Linked DNA regions of Homo sapiens: region 1 is linked to region 2. A link is an interaction called in ENCODE POLR2A ChIA-PET data of the cell type or tissue named here. Cell type or tissue: A673. All regions are shown on one strand. Region 1 overlaps ABCB9 (ATP binding cassette subfamily B member 9). Region 2 overlaps VPS37B (VPS37B subunit of ESCRT-I).

Region 1 (5,000 bases), 56 kb after region 2:
CGTAGTATAGGGTTCCATGTACATGAAAAGGCCAGAGGGGCCAATCTGCAGAGCCAGATTTTAGAATGCTGGCGGCCAGGGGCTGTGTGGAGGAAGAATTGGGGAGTGACTGTTAATGGGTATAGGGTTTTCTGTTAGGGTGATGAAAATGTCCTGGAATTAGATAATGATGATGGTTACACAACATCATAAGTGTACTAGATGTCACTAATGATAAGTTTTATATTGTCTGCATGTTGCTGCAATAAAAACAATTTTAAAAACATTAGGCTGGGCGCAGTGGCTCACACCTCTAATCTCAGCACTTTGGGAGGCCGAGGCAGGTGGATTACTTGAAGCCAGGAGTTCAAGACCAGCCTGGCCAACATGGTGAAACACTGTCTCTACTAAAAACACAAAAAAATTAGCTGGGTGTGGTGGCAGGCGCCTGTAGTCCCAGCTACTCAAAAGACTGAGGCAGGAGAATCGCTTGAACCAGGGAGGCAGAGGTTGCAGCGAGCTAAGATTGTGCCACTGCACTCCAGCCTGGATGACAGAGAGAGATCCTGTCTCAAAAACTAAAACAAAAAACCCTGCCAAAATAAAACAAACAAAAGAAAACATTATATCTCTAGCTGGGCGTGGTGGCTCATGCCTATAAGCTCAACACTTTGGGAGGCCAAGGTGGGAGGATTGATTGAGGCCAGGGGTTTGAGACCAGCCTGTTCAACAAAGCAAGGCCTGTCTCTACAAAAAAAAAAAAAGCAAAAGAAAAAATTAGCTGGGCATGGCGATGTGCACCTGTAGCCCCAGCTACTCTGAAGGCTGAGGTGGGAGGATCACTTGAGCCCAGAAGGTTGAGGCTACAGTGAGCTGTGATAGCACCTCTGCACTCCAGTCTGGGCAATAGAGCAAGAACCTGTCTCTAAAAACAAACAAACAAACAAACAAAAACACTCCTATCTTAAATGTAATGTGGGACACTGGAACAGAAAGAGGACATTAGTAAGAAAACTAGTGACACACAAATACAGCTTGCAGTTTCACTGATAGTGACATGCTATGTTGGTTTCCTAATTGTGACAAATGTACCCCAGTACTGTGGGATTTTAAGAGAAGAGAAACTGTGAGGGGTGGGGCATAAGGGAACTTTCTGTATTGTTTTGTGACTTTTCTGTAAATCTAAAATTATTTCAAAATTAAACTTTTTTTTTTTTTGAGACAGTCTCGCTCTGTCACCCAGGCTGGAGTGCAGTGACGTGATCTCGGCTCACTGAAACCTCTGCCTCCCGGATTCAAGCAATTCTCCTGCCTCAGCCTCCCGAGTAGCTGGGACTACAGGCGTGTGCCAACACGCCCGGCTAATTTTTGTATTTTTAGTAGAGACAGGGTTTTACCATGTTGGCCAGGCTGGTCTTGAACTCCTGACCTCGTGATCCACCCACCTTGGCCTCCCAAAGTGCTGGGATTACAGGCATGAGCCACTGCATCTGGCCTAAACATTACTTTTTTAAAACTCCTATGTACCTCCTAAAAAGAAGGTAATTCGGTCTCTGGAAGGTTCTTTTGTCTGCCTATGGCGCACTTTTGGGTGTGGGTTTACAAATCAAGGCACTGGAGCTAACTCCATAGGAGAGGGAGAAGAATCTGGAATTCTCAGCCTGAAAGTGCAGGGATGAGAAGAGACAGGCAGATGGGAGAGGAGCTTAGACTGGAACGGGGCTGGGCTGGGGCCAGGAAGCCCCTTGCGAGGGACTTTGCAGAACAGGAATGTCCAACACTGACGCTACAAACTAGAGATGCACAGGCTGGAGACCACCTCTACACATGTGCTTGTTGGTCCTCGGTTTTGTCAAAATAATTTGAGCCAATACATAAAAAACAGCTGATCTCACATGAAAATTGGAATTTCCAACTTCTCTGGAAACATCTGAAGATATGCTAAGTCTCTGAAAACTTAACCCCCTCTGCTTCCTAAAATCAAAAAGGAAGTCCTGAGGTTAACTTCAACCAAGGTTGCAAGTTCCCCTCTGTAGCAGGCTGAGTGGTGGCCCCCAAAAGCTTCCCTTGTCAAACCCCTGAACCTGTGAAGTGACCGTATTTGGAAAAAAGGGTCTTTGCAGATGCAAAGGACCGCTAGATGAGATCAGCCCGGATTATCTAGGTGGCCTCTAAATCCAATGACAAGTGCTTTTATAAGAGAAAGACAAGGCTGGCCAGGCGCGGTGGCTCACGCCTATAATCCCAGCACTTAGGGAGGCCAAGGTGGGCAGGCCATCTGAGGTTAGGAGTTTGAGACCAGCCTGGCCAACACAGTGAAACCCATCTTTACTAAAAATACAAAAATGAGCCGGGTGTGGTGGTGGGTGCCTGTAGTCCCAGTTACTCAGGAGGCTGAGGCAGGAGAATCGCTTGAACTCGGGAGGTGGAGGTTGTAGTAAGCCAAGATTGTGCCACTGCACTCCAATCTGGGTGACAGAGCAAGGCTCTGTCTCAAAAAAAAAAAAAAAAATTGAAATACTACTCTACCAGTTGGCACAGAGCCCTCCTCCTGGGACCCCAGAGTTCTTCACAATTCAGCAAGTAAGAATAACCACCGCAGGGGTCTTCCTGTGTCCGGGCCCAAACCTCCCTGCTGATTGAGCTGTCCTCCTGGGTAATATTTCTTTACTGCATGGATTGGGGTGGGTGTCGGGTGCCTGGGCCCCGATGGAAAAGAACAGGTGGCATTTGTTGGGCCTCAGTTCAGCTGTCCCGGGAAGCACAGAGGCCCCTGGGATTTCAAGGCAACGTCTCTATCCCCCTGCGCAATCCCCGTGGAGACAGGCAGACAGGAATGTCTACACCAGAGACCCTGGGATGGGAGGAGTGCAGATGGGGCTCCCAGACACAGGGGGAGGCCCTGGACCACCCAAAGTCTCTCTGCAACTCCACCAGAGAGGGCTGAGAGGAGAGCCGTGGTCTGGTGGAAAAACCTAACTGGGCGATGAGGCAGTTGGCCCAAGTAGAAGTCAGAGGTTAGGGGTAAGAGGTAGTACACTTTATTGACCGGGTTCTCTCAACATGTTGCAACCTCTGGCAAAGCCAGATCCTGGGCTTTGCCACCATCCCATCCACCAAAGACAGAAGAGAATGCATCTCATGAACATCCACGTGGCCTCCAGACAGCAGAGCACAGGGGCGGGTGTGGGGAGGGAGGCTGCCAGCCAGGGGTGGGTGGACGAGGGGCGAAAGCGCTGGGTGCCGGGCTGGGGGCACCCCTGAGGCCCCTCCAGACCTGGCCAGCCCCTCACTCCCCCAGTTGAGGTTTCGTGTGGTTCACAGTGAGACTGGCTTAGATTGGCAGCGGGCGATGGCAGACAGATGCCCTCCACGCTCCCTACCCGCCCTGGCCAGACTCACAGAGCTGGCAAGAGGGAGAGACGGAAAATCCCGTTCCCCGTGTCTCCCTCCGGGACAGGGAAGCCCCTTCTCTGGAGGGGTAAAGGGGAGAGGCCTAGTCTCTGGACATCCCCCAGGCTACTAAGGAAGGGCCATTCACTCCTGGCTCAGAAGTTTCTAGAACATCTTGGTGAAAGTGCCCGCCATTACTCCCAATTAGAAAAAGGTTTTTGAAATCTAGGAGTTGACTGGGGTGCCTCAAACCAAACAGTAAAAACCCTGGTAAGACCTAGGTTTAAAAAGGCAGCTCTACCTTTGCTTAGGAGGCTAGGGAGGTCCGTGAAGGCGTTGGCTCAGGGCAGCAGGGGTAAGGAGTGCCCTGGGAATGGGGCAGGGACCAGGGGCAAGATGCAGGAAGCGGTGATCCATGGGACATGGCAGGTCGTCTTTCAGTGCTGCAGGCCTGGGCTCGGAGGGCAGCTGGGGGCCTCCGTGGGCACATCTGCCAGGCAGGCACCGGGTCCTCTGCCCCACCGGGAGAAGCAGGGGCCCCCCATCAGGCCTTGTGACTGCCGTTGGCTACAGGCTCGTTGTGGCCAGCTGTGAAGTCTGCGGCGGGCTGAAGCCCCAGCATCTGCCGCTGCACCAGCTTGGCGTAGAGGCCGCCCTGGGCCAGCAGCTGCTGGTGGGTGCCCTGCTGCACTACGCGGCCCTTGTCCAGCACCACAATGAGGTGCGCGTGCTCCACGGTGCTCAGCCGGTGCGCGATGATGAGTACCGTGTGCTTCTGCAGGTTGCCATGGATGGCCTGCTGGATCTGCGGGGACAGTGGGGGCCTGGCTTGCATGGCACGGACGCCCCACCCGCAACCGTGCTTCATGCCACGGCCTATGGGCTGATGCTTAACCTCTCTGAGGCTCAGTTCACAAACGATGGCCAGCTTCCTGGGTTTTTCTTAAAGGGAGACAGCTCAGGGCCAGACACAATGAGGCACCTGGTGAATGGGGGATCAGCTCTACCCTGGCCCTCCAGTCTTCTGGTCCTTCCCTTCCCCCTCCTTTTTTTTTTTTTTTTTTTTTAAGTCTTGCTGTCACCCAGGCTGGAGTGCGGTGGTGCGATCTCAGCTCACTGCAACCTCTGCCTCGTGGGTTCAATCGAGTCTCACGCCTCAGCTTCCCAAGTAGCTAGGGGATTACAGGTGCCCGCCACCATACCCAGCTAATTTTTGTATTTTTAGTAGAGACAGGGTTTCACCATGTTGGCCAGACTGGTCTCGAACACCTGACTTTGTGATCCGCCTGGCCTCGGCCTCCCAAAGTGCTGGGATTACAGGTGTGAGCCACCGCGCCTGGCCTTCCTTGTTTCTTATCTGCCTTCCCCACTGGAATGGAAACACCATGGGGACAAGGGTCTTTGTCTAGTTAGCCCACGATAACCCCAGAATGGTGCCTGGTGCCTGGTGCCTGAGAAGAGCTCAGTAACTCTCTGTGTAACAAATGAATCAATCCGCGCATAGACTGAGGTTGCTAGCCATCTGCAAATACATGACTGGGCCCACCTGACCAGTGAGAATGCGACTCAGAGGGGAAGCACTAGCTTGAGGTCACACAGTTATAAACTGTAGGACGGAGCTGCTAATC
Region 2 (5,000 bases):
TGGTTAAGTCTCCTCTTCTAAACTGGTGACTGCTAAACTGGCTGGCTTCCTCCTAATCTCCAGCCCCTTTTCTGGTAACTGCCCCGAGGTACCCACGTTTCTGCAACCTGCTTCACACTGCAGACCCTGGAGGTGCGTGTGGACCTGGGCTGACCTCAGCAGTCACCGCCACCAGTCAGGGCCACTGGGAGGAGGGGGCAGTCCTGCTATACACCCTGCCCTCTCGAACCGCAAGTGCAGAGAGGCCGCAGGTCTGGGGGCCCTCCATATTCCATACATAAACTAGTCCAATACAGTGGCTCATGTCTGTAATAGCAGCACTTTGTGAGGCAAAGGCAGGAGGATGGCTTGAGTTCAAGACCAGCCTGGGCAACATAGCAAGACAACCTCTCTGCAAAAAAATGAAAAACTAGCCTGCTTGGGGTAGTGCACACCTGTGGTCCCAGCTACTCAGGAGGCTGAGACAGGAGGATCACCTGAGCCCAGGAGGTCGTGCTGAGCCATGGTTGCGCCACTGCACTCCAGTCTGACAGAGCAAGACCCTGTCTCTAAAAATAAATAAATAATATACATAAGCTATTTGTTCATTGCAGTAGAGTCGCTATCTTAACCTGAAATTTTTCCGTAATATTTCTTTCCTGGTAGGGCAATAGCTTGAAAATGTGTCCTTCTCTCAACTCTTTATTCTCGAATGATCACCCTTAAAAAGTTACCTAATTTGGTCTTCTTTATCTGATAGGCTTCAAAGAGAACCTGGAGTTCCTGGTATTTCTGGGTCAAGCGTGCTTTCAACGTGTCCAGCTGGGGCTGGTACAAAAGGTTTCCTTCTGCCAGGCTCCGGTTGCTGGCAAGTGTCATTTCTTTGTTAAGCTGAACATTCTGTGTCTGCAAGGAACACACAAGATGATGAGAACCAAAAGTATATCAGCTCCTAAACCCCTGAGGTCCCCACGCACACCCCAGGAGCCCAGTGCAGCTGCTGCCACCTCACTGGTCTCCACAGCTGGCACCGCATGCCAGGCAGATGCTACTGACCCAGAGCCAAGCCCCTTGGTTTCTCATTTGGAGCTGCTGCCCGTCGTAAAGAATGAGGCCGACTTCCTTCCAGCACGTTTCCAGGACAGGCTTTGTCCTGTGACTCCATGCAGAGCCTTCCCTGCCACGGCTGCGCTGTGACTTGAATTCCTTACTACGGCCATTGTGCTTGCAGAAGTAAACAGCTGTAAAGATTTAGAATCTGATTTTTTTCAAAACAAGTTTCTGCTGCTCCCGAGGAAGTTAAGGAATCACTTATCAGCAGGAGACCAGTTGGCATGATGTCAATTCAGGCTTCATAAGCAGGCTAAGAGGTCCAACCAGCAAGCTGAAGAGACCCTGGGAAGGAACTGTGTTTCCAGCCACCGGGGTTCCTCTGTCTCTCCCATGCCCACCCCAGCTCTTCTGAGCCTTCCAGCTCCTAGCTGTTGGTGGGTGAGCAAAGCCGACCAAAAGCTGGGGGAAGAGGGGGGACATATTTTGCCCATCAGGGATTTCATTTTGTCCTTTAAAGCAATGACAGGCTACCCTGGTAGGTAGAGAAGAAGCCACATGCCCAGAACTTAGGGGAGAACGACAGGAGTAGAAGGTCTGAGAAAAAAAGGCAAAACGCTCCTAGCAAAACTTAGCCAAAGTTTAAATAAAAAACACAAACGCGTGGGTACCCTAGTTCCCTTTTCACTCACTGGTGATCGGCTTCCTCTACCACAGCCCAGCCGCCGCCACCTCACTTTCCTTCCACACCGTCAGTTTCAACAGCATGCGATTCCTTACCCAGCGTGTGTCCCTGTTTCTCTTTAAGCAGCTCTTCTTCAACGCCACCCCAGTCATCTCATTTTCCCCTTAATATTTTCTACCACCCCACCCAGGCTATTTTTGCTGCGACTTCCTTCCTCTTAGTAGCTCGAGTATAGATTCCTGGCCATGCTGCCTCTGCTCCCCACCCCCAGTCATACCCGTTGATTGCTGTCATAGTTCCTGGTGCGCTCACACGAGTGCACACGCACCACACACACAAGGAAGAGCCTCAGGGAATCAGAGAACAAAGAAAGAAGCCCTTGGATCCATGCCTCAATCAGGAGATCCCTAACCCCAGCAGGAGGGCTCTTTTCAGCAGACAGTGATCTGCATCTCCAGACAACAGCTGCACCCAGGGCCCTAAAGATCAGGCTCTGCTGAAACCCAACAGGATTTAAATGACAATGAAAACCAAACCTCTCTCCCAACTCTAAAGTAAAAGCTAGGAGTGTCCTCGAAATGTGGGTGGTAGAAATGCTTTCATCTCTTCTGATGCCTTTAGCAAAAAAGGAGAATCTTGGGACTGGAAAGACGCAGTTTCACTCGGGTTTCTGGTAAGCAGTGGGGCTCCCGTCACCCGCTTCCCCACCCACAGGGCGGCTCTCCATGGGCTTTCTATGCCAGGCCATGCAGAAGCGTCTTTCCTTCCATTGTTAAGTCATTTAAAAGAACAAACAAAAACCACTGTATGGCCACTCTGGAAAACAGGCACTTTTTAATAAAGCTGAATACGTAACTACCCTATGACCCAGAAGTTGTACTCTTGGGCATTTATATCAGAGAAATGAAAACTTATATTCAACAAAAACCTGCTCAGGACTGTTGAGAGCAACATTTATTTGTAACAACTAAAATCTGGACGCAGCCCAGGTGTCTTTTAACAGGTGAATGGTTAAACAAGCTGCAGGCCAGCCAGGCCGCAAAATACCACTCAGCAGCAAAAGGAAGAAACTTGACTGGCGGGACTGAGAACGCTCTAGGGAATCACACTGAAGGAAAACAGCCAACCCCAAAGGGCCACTCACTCCATGACCCCATGCACACAACACCCTTGAAATACAAAATCACAAAAATAGAGAACAGATTAGCGGTGTGTGTGGGACTATAAAAGGCCGACATGACGGATTTGCACGGGGACGGAGCCGTCCTGATGTTCTGTGTCCTGGCAGTATCAGTGCCCCGATCCTGGTGCTGAGAGTGCGTTGAATTTCACCAGATGTTACCCAGGGGGCAGCTGGGAGAAGGGGACACAGGATCTCTCTGTATTCTTTCAACTGCATGTGAAACTATGAGCATCTCAAAATAAAATTTAACTGTAAATACAACCACCAACCACTGCTGAGATGGCTTTCTCCTGCTGGTCTCACCTGGCGGATGAGGAGAAGGGCACATTGTCCAGGCTGCATTCAGAGACAGGCCTCGCGCTCCTGCTCCCAGACCCACAGTTCTGTGTGTTCCATCACTCTCAATCAATCATTTGTTCAATAAACATTTACTGAGCGAGTATTATCTGCCACGCCTGGGGTTAGGCACAGGGAATTCTGAGAAACAGGAGTGCTCCCACCCTCAAATAAACTGAGTCAAGCATAAATGGAGCCAAACTCATCAGCCCTGATCTGTGAGGCCCCAAATGGCCTGGTCCCCACCATCCCTTCCCGGTCAGTTCTGAGAAAGGAGGTCCCTAACCATCCTGCCTACACCAGCAGCCACCCTCTGTCAGCGCCCATGTCTTTCGTGGCATCATCACTGTCATCAGTGAAGATTAAATCTGTTGTCTCAATCACTGTCTGTCCCAACACTAAATACAGACGACACACTTGTCTTTGGCATCCCAAGCACTTTGCACACATCTGCCACTCAGTGAAGATCTGCTGAATGAATCAGAGAGCCCCCCACAACCCCAAAAAAGCCAAGATTCACTCAAAGCCAAGCCTGGCAAATAAGGGAGGTAACAAAACTGTGGAGGAAAAAAAGCGACCTAAGTTTGTTGAGAGCTAAGTGCCTCCAATCCTTGATGAAGCAGAGGCGCTCCCATCAGAAAGTCACTAGAGACTAAGTCTGAGGGAGGGTGTCACGCTGGACCTTAAAGTAATTGTCAAACAGAATTTCCTCAAAAGTCCTCAGTCAAGGTAGCACACAGCAAGTGCAGGTCTCCCACGCAACCACTTGAAAGACAGCGCTCAATGCAGCACCGACCGACATTCCAGCAGGCGGCCTAGACTACCCCACAGCAGTCTCAGCCTCGGCTGTGCCTTACGATCCCCGTTTACTGGGGAGTAGGGAGGCTGCTGTTACAAATCTCAATGTCCCGACCAACCCCTACCTGTTGAGCTCTTCAGGAGGGGCCAGGCATGGATGCTGCCTTCAAAGCTCCCTGCTGATACATACCGCTAAGCTGAAGACTTTTGCTCCAGTTTCACCATACAAATGCATCTACAAACAAAATCTTATTTCCGTAGGGTTTAAGTCAAGTCAAAATCACTTGTCCTATATATTAGAAAGTCCTAGAGGAGAAGAACACAAGGAAAGCGTGGACTATAATAAAGACAACTCACGTGTCCACATTTCTGGGGTCTGGGGAAAAAAGGCAATTTGTTTTGTATAGGACACACATAAGCCACCAGGCATCAAAAGAGGCCAAATAAAACTCCAACTGAGGCCGAGTGCGGTGGCTCACACCTGTAATCCCAGCACTTTGGGAGGCTGAGGCAGGCAGATCACCTGAGGTTAGGAGTTCAAGACCAGCCTGACCAACATGGAGAGACCCCTTCTCTAAGAAAAATACAAAATTAGCCGGGCATGGTGGCACATGCCTGTAATCCCAGCTACTCGGAGGCTGAGGCAGAAGAATCACTTGAACTTGGGAGGCAGAGGTTGCAGTGAGCCAAGATCGCGCCACTGCACTCCAGCCTGGGCAACAAGAGTGAAACTCCGTCTCAAAAAAAAAAAAAAAAAAAAAAAAAAAAAAAAAACTCCAACTGAGGACTGTTAAACTGGCAGTGATTTTTTAAATATCCTTTGGGTATTCAGATGTTTTCATATAAATACGATAACTTTTTTTTTAAATTGAGACAGAGTCTCGCTCTGTCACCGAGACTGGAATGCAGTGGCGTGATCTCAGCTCACTGCAGCCTCCGCCTGCCAGGTTCAAGCAATTCCCGTGCCTC

The links. Peaks named below come from ENCODE experiments on the same cell type or tissue, not always from the same donor. Only the 100,000 strongest peaks of a DNase experiment are listed, where the experiment ranks them.
Region 1: POLR2A ChIA-PET joins it to region 2 with 5 read pairs; 5 of 35 experiments call an interaction of 5 or more read pairs at or near these places.

What each region holds. Positions count from the first base shown.
Region 1 is chr12:122,925,995-122,930,994 of GRCh38, forward strand. It overlaps ABCB9 (ATP binding cassette subfamily B member 9), which reads right to left. Exons shown (of 12, transcript NM_019625.4): 12 at 2,998-4,177. The coding sequence ends at 3,917. Among named protein-coding and RNA genes, the nearest start is that of VPS37B, 32 kb to the left of the region's middle. RefSeq lists an enhancer at 3,924-4,424. In A673, no CTCF peak of the experiment used is centred here; a DNase peak (open chromatin) is centred at 2,567; H3K27ac peaks cover 801 bases.
Region 2 is chr12:122,870,177-122,875,176 of GRCh38, forward strand. It overlaps VPS37B (VPS37B subunit of ESCRT-I), which reads right to left. Exons shown (of 4, transcript NM_024667.3): 2 at 714-885. Among named protein-coding and RNA genes, the nearest start is that of VPS37B, 23 kb to the right of the region's middle. RefSeq lists enhancers at 1,520-2,027, 1,937-2,226, 2,028-2,534, 3,044-3,550. In A673, no CTCF peak of the experiment used is centred here; DNase peaks (open chromatin) are centred at 1,305 and 2,095; H3K4me3 peaks cover 1,804 bases; H3K27ac peaks cover 3,768 bases.